Linked DNA regions of Homo sapiens: region 1 is linked to region 2. Evidence: chromatin contacts called from ENCODE Hi-C or POLR2A ChIA-PET data. All regions are on one chromosome and are shown on one strand. The core of a region is the stretch at or near the end of the contact, and the rest is flanking DNA. Distances in the headings are between cores, read along the strand shown. Region 1 overlaps PDE8A (phosphodiesterase 8A). Region 2 overlaps ALPK3 (alpha kinase 3).

Region 1 (4,346 bases), core at 119-2,618, 190 kb before region 2:
TGGTAGTTTCTTTTGCTGTGCAGAAGCTCTTTAGTTTAATTAGATCCCATGTGTCAATTTTGGCTTTTGTTGCCATTGCTTTTGGTGTTTTAGACATAAAGTCCTTGCCCATGCCTATGTCCTGAATGGTAATGCCTAGGTTTTCTTCTAGGAAAACCATTATTTTTCTAACAATAAAGTTGAAGCTTCCCTTTTAGGCAACTGCAATTTATTGAGTGTTTTATAATTTTTTACACATTGACAGACCATTTTACATTCAAAATTTAATTAAAACTGGACAACTACCACCACTTTACAAATAAGAAAAAGCTAGGGCCCCGAAAGGTTATGAAACTTGCCAAAGGTCAAAAAGCAGGGAGAGACAGGGTTGAGTTTTGGACCAGTACTCTCTGGCTCCAAACCTGTCTTCTAACAACATTACACAAGAAGAAAAAAACCCTACAAAAATCATCCAGCAAATAAAGTGTAATGTAAATGTCTCATCTTCAATTCGTCTTCCTACTGGGCCAATCTGAACATTGCTTTTGGCTTAATTCTGTCAGGTTAGAATGGTGAGTGAGAACGTGCCACTTCCCCATATCTAACTGAAAAAGAACAGCTAAAGTTCAGAGAAAAATCAACATAGAGGATATTTATGATACTTGCAAAGTCGTTTCTAAGAACAGTTTGGAAGGAGGGAATGGGGAGGACAGCCAAGATTTCAATACAAAGGAGAGAAAAAGGAAATAGGGACTCTGAAACTAACTTCCAGGACATATTTCTCAGACTTAAAATAGACTTGACCTTAGGATTGTCATGAGAAAAGCCAGAACAAATGAAGTCATCATATATAAACTTCACTCTCAGGAACACGACTGGGGGAAACACAGAACTAGGTTAAGGGACACTGATTAGCCAATAACTGCTCCCCTCCTTCAGCTGAGTTTTCCTACAGGTCATACTTTAAGGCTATTAAAGTCACTATTATCTCAAAAATGTTCCATGCAACCTCACAGGGGCTCCAACCTCCTACTAACCCTAATTAAAAGTTGAAATGGGTGACAGAAAAAAAGACTGTTCCCTTTGAAGTCAGTTCATTCATTTGACAAATACCAATGAGTGTAGGCACTGTAGTGGTCCCTAGAGACATAATGACTGGCATAAATAGGCCCAGCGTCCTCAAGTTTAAACATCAGGAGAGGCAATCAAATACATACAGACATGTGAACTCCTAGCTGTGGTTCAGGACATGGTGCCCACAGAGGATATAACAGGGAAACTACACACTCCCTTCTGTGTGTAAGGAAGAGAGGGAAGCAGCTTATCAGATAAGGTTTCCAAAATGATGAGTATTATTTTGCAAAAAGGAAGTCAAACTGTTTGAGACTGAGGCTAAAGCACATGCTAAGTCCCTAAGACCAGAAGGGACAGGTGCATATGAACATGTGGCTCAAGTATAATAAACACTGAAAGTTTTTTTGATGGACATTTTTATTGAAGGTTAACATACTTACAGAAAAGAATATAAACCCTAAGTGTGCAGCTTGGTTAATTATCACAAAGTGAACTCACCCATATAATTACCACCTAGGTCAAAAATAGAACATTCAAAAGCCCTCAAGCCTTCTCCAAATCACTACCCCTCCCCTTCCTCAAAGGTGAGCCCTGTCCTAACTGCCAACACCATAGTTCTGCCTGATTTTGAACTTTGTATAAACTAAATCATATAGCATGTAATCTTTTTTTGTCTGGCTTCATTCACTCAACACGATGCTTATGAAATTCATGCATGGTGTTGCATGTAGCAATGATCTTTCATTTCCATTGCTATAAAGTGTTTCATTATATGCTTATATTACAGCTTATTCTTCTGATGAACTATGGGGTTATTTCTAGTTTTTAGCTAGTACGACTAATACTACAATGGACATTCTAGTAGTGACTTTTGGTGAACATATCTACACATTTCTGCTGGCTATATAACTGGAAGTAGAACTGGTGGTGAGAGAACATGCATATTTTCAACTTCAGTAAATATTGCCAACAGTTTTCCAAAGTAATCTTGCTAATTTACATTCCTGCTAACAGCATGTGACATTTGTTTTTTGTTTGGTTAGTTTTTGTCATAACAGACAAGATAACCTACCACAGTCCGGAGAAAATCTAAACTTTTGATGAAAACTGGCCAGGAAAAATACAATGGCCAATAGTCCCTTCTCCAGCCTGAAATCCTTGTGAGTACTTCTTTCCACAAATTTTATTATTTACCAACGAAAAGTCCTAAATTTTACAATGGGTATGATCTTAGGACAACAAATTCCATTACAAAGAAGGATCTGTAACATCCTTATTTCTAGGTCATAGAAAACAATGTGTAGGAATAGTATTTTGTTGGTCTGATTATAAACATTCTGTATTACCTACAGTCCAAAAGGATTTTCTAGTAGTCACTTTGAAAAGAAAGACTTTAGTTTTTACATCTCTTACATTAACAGGTAGAAGAGAACTAAAATTGTCTCCATAGGTCAGTTTTTTAGACTGCCTTTGCCTAGTCACAAAATAAAAATTACCTAGCTCTTATACCCTTTTCCACTTTGAATATCCTCAGACCCTAAACATCACACACACACACACACACACACACACACACACACTCTCTCTCTCTCTCTCTCTCACACACTAACACACCAGGAAGTGAAGAAAAAGGTCAGAAGTTGTGTGAAGGACACTTCCTTCTTTTTTCTTTTTACAGGACTCAAAACTTGTACCTCCCATGGGCCCAGTGTCAGAACAGGAGCCCTGAAGACAAGGGACAGACCAGCTTGGGAGAGATGCCTGGAAAGCCTCACAGGCTTACTAAGGTGGAATAGGTGCTGAACTCGAGACACAGGGAGAGGGAGGCTCTCTCTGTACCCCCAGCAGACAATGTTGGCAGACTATGCCTTAGCGAGGTTCAGCAAATGCAGATGGCTCAGCAGACAGGGGCAAGGTGGAATAGGGTGGGATGAAGGTGGTAATGGAGGATTCAGGCAGACTAGAGGAGGGAGGAAGTTCATATCAGGTGATAGGCTCGCACCCTTGGGGCCTGGAGTCAGAAAAGGGTTTGGCCGAATGCAAAGAAGACCTCAGCTGTGGGGAAGCTGGAGTACTGGCAGGTAGCCAGGATAAGGTATAAGAGCAAGACCTATACCTGGTAGCAGAATTTAAAATGGGAATGTGTCCACAGCCACAGGGTCCGGTTATTAAAAATGGGGCCCAGAGTGTGGAACTAGAATGACTTCAACTTTCTCCAACTGAACTGGGGGTGGGGGATGAGTTACACAGTATGGAGGAAGGGTCTGGTGAGGGGAAGCAGATATAGCTAAGGTTCAAGGAGAAAGGCAGTAATGGGGTCTGACAGAGTATTACGGGTATCAGCACGTGGAATTCTGAAAATATATTGAAGCAAATATAATTAACCCATATTTCACCATCACAACATTGCAAAGTTCCCTGGCTTCTGATCCCTCCCTGAGCCACTGACTATGCAGGCACAGACACTGTAGGGAAAGTCCTGGAATAGGACTTTCTGCAAAGGCCACAGCTGCCCAGACCACTCCCTATTAGAGGGAGCCAGCTTCTGACTCTCCCACTGTCACTCCTAGATACCCTGAGGCTCATAACACACAGCAATGCCACCCCTGCCACCTTCTCTTGACCTCTAAGTCACTCACATACATTAAGGACCTCAGTGCTTCAAGCTCACTCCAAGTACTACCATCACCCTGGGCAAGGTCAAGGTTCATATGGCAACACAACCACCTCACCCTTCCCTTTAATTCTGACTATGAGCTGCAGTCCAACCCCACTCCACTACAGGCACCACTGTATGGCCATACTTAGGAATGTCATTTGGCAGAATGTCCAAGAGCTCTCTCTGACCACAAATTTCCAATTCATCAGTTCTCCCTCATACATATTCGCATTTATAATAATTATTTAAAAAATAATAATACGCAACACTCTGGGAGTATTTACTATGTACTCAACACTATTGGGAGACTCATTTAATCCTCCCAGCACTCCTGTGATGTACGTATTATTCTCATTTTATATGACTTGAAATCTGAGGCACAAACAGGTTAAGTAATTTGCCCAAGGTCTCACAGCTATAAAGTTGCAGAGCTGAGATCTGAAAACAATGTGGTGGGGCACCGAAGTATGTGCTCTCTTTCATTATTTTTTACATTTTATTGAACATACACAGAAAGTACATATAGCGTAACTGTACTAATAGATTTATTTTTGCAAACTGAACGTACCTGTATAACCAGCACCCAGATCAAGAAGCAACATTACCGGCATACTAGAAGCCGCCCTGTGTCCCC
Region 2 (4,319 bases), core at 853-3,352:
CCGGCCCTCCCTCCCCAGGCACACATCCCATTGTGAGCGGCAGAGAGGACTGTGAGGGGGCAAAGGGAAGAGAAGCAGGAGAAACTGTAGTGAGAAAGACACATCATTCAAAGGTGCCTTTCCCTGTGCCTTAGAGGAAGGGATGGTCACCCAAGGGCAATGTTTGTCTGTCCATGGCCTCTCTGCCAGGGGCTAAGAGAGTCTGTGGAAGCAGAAGCAAACAGGATCTAGAACCCTCCACTTTGTGGGGAGGGATTCCACATTCGATGTATCTTTTCTGTGAATATTATTCTAGACTTGAGTTTGAGGAGAAGGGTTGTACCCCAGAGAATATCTGGAATCAAGTAAGACTTCTGAACTGATGGGGTTCCTGCTGTGGTTTCACCACAGGAATGTAGATACCTGGGCATTCATGGAGTTGACAAGGGCCCTCCCCCACAAAGATCACCCATAAAGGGGATCCCAATCTCACATACCTGAACATTTGAGCTGGGTCTGCAGTTAGACATGTTCTGTAACACTCCCTACAACCTTCCCTTGCCTACAACTCATCTGTGCAATAAGCTTCTTTTCCTTTTCTTCTTAAGCCACTCAGAAATAGAGGGTCCTCAGGGCCTAGGCTATTAACTCCCTGAACACTCAGGAAGTGTTAATATCTGAAAACGTTTCTTGCTGCTATCATACTAACAGCAATTTCTGATTTGGGGAAATATCAAATCTCAATCAACACTTTCCAGAAACCACCAGGCTAAACATAATCCTACTTCCATGAGTCTGCAATTAATTCAAACCATCCCTAATTATGTCCTCCCTGCATAATTTGAATCCTATCTCATCCATGACCTTGAGCCTGGATCCAATATTCAGCTTAAGCTCCTAGGTATGAAGCCGCCTGGACAAGTCTAAGGAAATCATTTCAGCTACTGGATAAGTGAGACAACAGGGAAACTATGTTTTAAGAAAATTTGCAGAGACAAATGCTCATGCTAGATAATGAAAAACAGGCCAGGTGCAGTGGGTCACGCCTGTAATCCCAGCACTTTGGGAGGCTGAGGCTGGCGGATCACGAGGTCAAGAGATCGAGACCAGCCTGGCCAATGTGGTGAAACCCCGTCTCTACTAAAAATACAAAAATTAGCCAGGCGTGGTGGCAGGCGCCTGTAGTCCCAGCTACTCGGGAGGCTGAGGCAGGAGAATCACTTGAACCTGGCAGGCAGAGGTTGCAGTGAGCCGAGATCACGCCACTGCACTCCAGCCTGGTGACAGAGAGAGATGCCTCAAAAAAAAAATAATAATAAAATAAAAACAAGTAGTTATTTTACTTCACCATTCTTTTTGAATGGAAAAGAACATATCTTCTCAAACTTTCCACATTAGGTCCTAAGCTGTATTATAAAAAAATGTTTACATTAGAAAATAAGTAACAGCTGAAAGGGTGGCTAGCTGAAAGCCTTCTCTTTCAGGGAAGTGGGTTTGGGGTACATTTGGAGGCACAGGGAGAGTCACTGTATATACTGTCATGTTCTGCTGAATGTCATACAGCTTCTCGTTGCCACAAGCTTTCTGTCCCCGTCCTCCAAACCATTCGAATGTGGGATGGACTCTGAGTGTGCTGCACCCTATACCCTGGAAAGCCAGGAAGTCCACACATCTGGAAATGGTCTTGTCCAACCCTGACAAGTCCTTCCAACTCCATGACTTCACAAGGATATCACAGACTAATCATATGTCTCTAAAGAACACCAGAATCATTGGTTTTCATGATGTTCAGTGGAACCTAACCTCGCCCTTAGGTAAGGTTTGGTTTGCCCAGGTCGTCTCCTGTCAACGCTTACCACACTCCACTTGGAATTAGTTGTGATATCCTCAGTTCCACCCATGAGCCACACAGAACAAAGTCTCCTCAGTGTTCATCCCCATCAAGGACCATGGACATAGTAGTTGCTAATCATGTCTGTAAACATTAGCTATTTAGAAACCAGTTAGCTATTCTGAAATCTTTTTCTGTGTGAAGAAACTGTAGCTAGCTCTCCCCAAAACTATCAGAGTCTGGGATGAGGCCCAAGTGGTGGGAAGTAGCCAGGAAATGTTCCCATTTTGATTGTAACAGTCAGTTCAGCCAAGGGTAAAGAGCTGTCCTCAGTTCAGGAGGCAAGAAGACAGTCATTCACCCAGCAAACCTGGACCATGAGCCTGCCCAGACCTTGCCCTGACTCTGCAGCAGATTCAGAGAATAAGCTATGCAGGAATACATTAACGTGGTATTCTCTGATCTCACAGAGTTCACAGTCTTCAGGGATGGGGAGGAACCAAAGGAAAGGAAAATTCAGAGAAAGAGGAGGTAAAAGGAGAACTTAAATGACTGCAGAAAAAAATTTTAAAAGGCAGTTACCATGGTTAGAAGAAGATAGACAATAAGGTATCACACCTAGGTATGTGGTTACAAAAAACATGAAAACCTAGAATTGGGGCCAGGCACAGTGGCTTACGCCTGTAATCCCAGCACTTTAGGAAGCCAAGGCAGGAGGATCCCTTGGAGCCAGGAGTTCAAGACCAGGGAACACAGTGAGACTCTGTCTCTACAAGAAAATTTTTAAAAATTAGCCAGGCATCATGGTGCATGCCTGTAGTCCCCGCTACTCAGAAGGCTGAGGCAGGAGGATCCCTTGAGGCCAGGAGTTCAAGGCTACAGGGAGCCATTGCACTCCAGCCTGGGCAACATGACAGAGCAAGACCCTGTCCCTAAGAAATAAAAAACCTAGGATGGGGAAGAGGTGGGTCATGTGACATGACTCATGGCTCTCTGTTCTGTTCCCATGGTGTCTCCTAGGGACACAGAGATGTCATTGCAGGCATCTCAGAGACCCCTGCCCATATTTCTATTCCTGAGATCCTGTGCCCATCTCAAATGGCCCATGCAAGCATCAACTCTGGCCCCCTGTGAGAGCCATGTTCACCTGAGTACCTTCTTGCACTCTCCCCACCCACCCTCCAGCTCTCCCCTCACCCCATGCAGCCTGGTTAGTGCACGAGCAGACACTCAGTGGCCCCTCAATGCCCAGACCCAAGGAAAAAGCAGTCAGAGAAATGTAGTGCAATATGCATTTACCTTCCAGAGCTGGGGTGAGACAACCGGTTGCTTGATAAGCTAAGCAAAAACAGCAAATGGAATCATTAGGCCAAAAAAGCAAGAAGGAAGTAGGCGAAATCAACAGTCGCAAACTATTAATCGGCCACCATCTGGGGCCCAGAAGCCTTTCTATTAAAAGGGACCAGCTGTCTTAGTTGGCCTGCTCCATTTAGCAACTGGCCTGACCACCGGACACCAATGTATCTGAAACCAAGAGCTCATTAAATGCAGCAGAGTCCAGGAAAATGGTTAGGCAGGAAGGAGGCCCTTTGGGGCTGTGCTTTGAGAAAGGTGTGTCCCAGGCATTTGGGTCACTGCCCCCAAGAGGGAGGCTTACAGCTGCCTGGCATGTTTCCCCACCCCACAGCACACCAGCCTGGGGGCAAGCTCCTGCTTCAATTCTTGGCCTTTGGGAGAAAAGAGCCCCATTCCTGGAAATCCCCTGAGAGGCTAGGAGAGACAGGTGGCTTGGAGAACACCCATCATTAATATGTTAAAGTATGGTTAAAGAGGCCACACAAGGCAAACCAGCTGGGAGAGTGAAAAAGAGAAAAACAAGGCAGTTAATTCAGCAGGAGCTGGGAGGCACCCAGCTCCATGGTCCACACAAGGCCCATTCTGCCTGAGGCCCCAATCATCTCTCTTGCCTGGGGCAGCTAGGAAAGGCCACTGTGTAGGGCACTAGGATGAGGACCCACACAGGACCGCCCCTTAGTGGAGTCTAGCCCACTTACTATGAGCCAACTGTTCCCTCTCCCTCCTCCTTTCCTGATACAAAAATCTCCAGTGGGGACCTGGATCCCAGCTCCTTGAGAGATGTCAGAGGTCACCCCATCCACACTCCCTTCGGCTGTCCCTATCATGAGAAGAGCTCTCCCTTCCTTCCCAGCAGCCCAGCCTGTTCAATGGTGCTCACGGTCTATGTCTCTAACCATAAGAAAGCTCTATGAGGATCCCATCTCTTTATAACCACAACACCAAACCCATCCTTTTCCCTAAAACCTGGCTTCACCCCTAACCCCGGGCTCCTGGGTTGGTAGATACCTCCAGCATTCTCCCAAACTCCTAAGCTCAAAACCTGCCATCTTGGACTACTTCTTCTCCAACCCCAAATCCAGTCCGCACAATTCTTGGCCCTTGTTTCTCCCTTCCTCTCTGCTCTTGTTGTTGCACTACAGTCTAGACCCTC

The links. A loop is a pair of places that touch in the nucleus more often than their neighbours do. ChIA-PET counts read pairs that join two places held with the same protein, here RNA polymerase II (POLR2A).
Region 1: a loop to region 2 is called in a map of K562, with 2.7 times the contacts of the local background. The contact joins two enhancer-like sites. A Hi-C loop is called at or near these places in 1 of 168 maps with a recorded cell type or tissue (K562). POLR2A ChIA-PET finds 5 or more read pairs at or near these places in 1 of 52 experiments (activated T-cell).

What each region holds. Positions count from the first base shown.
Region 1 is chr15:85,007,398-85,011,743 of GRCh38, reverse strand. The region is part of intron 1 of PDE8A (phosphodiesterase 8A); the gene reads right to left. Among named protein-coding and RNA genes, the nearest start is that of PDE8A, 28 kb to the right of the region's middle. RefSeq lists a silencer at 2,968-3,017. Within about 2 kb of position 1,368, at least 5 of the 41 ENCODE cell types and tissues checked have a DNase peak (open chromatin) inside an H3K27ac peak, as active enhancers do.
Region 2 is chr15:84,822,159-84,826,477 of GRCh38, reverse strand. ALPK3 (alpha kinase 3) reads right to left here. Exons shown (of 14, transcript NM_020778.5): 2 at 3,110-3,148. Among named protein-coding and RNA genes, the nearest start is that of ALPK3, 7.0 kb to the right of the region's middle. Within about 2 kb of position 2,102, at least 10 of the 41 ENCODE cell types and tissues checked have a DNase peak (open chromatin) inside an H3K27ac peak, as active enhancers do.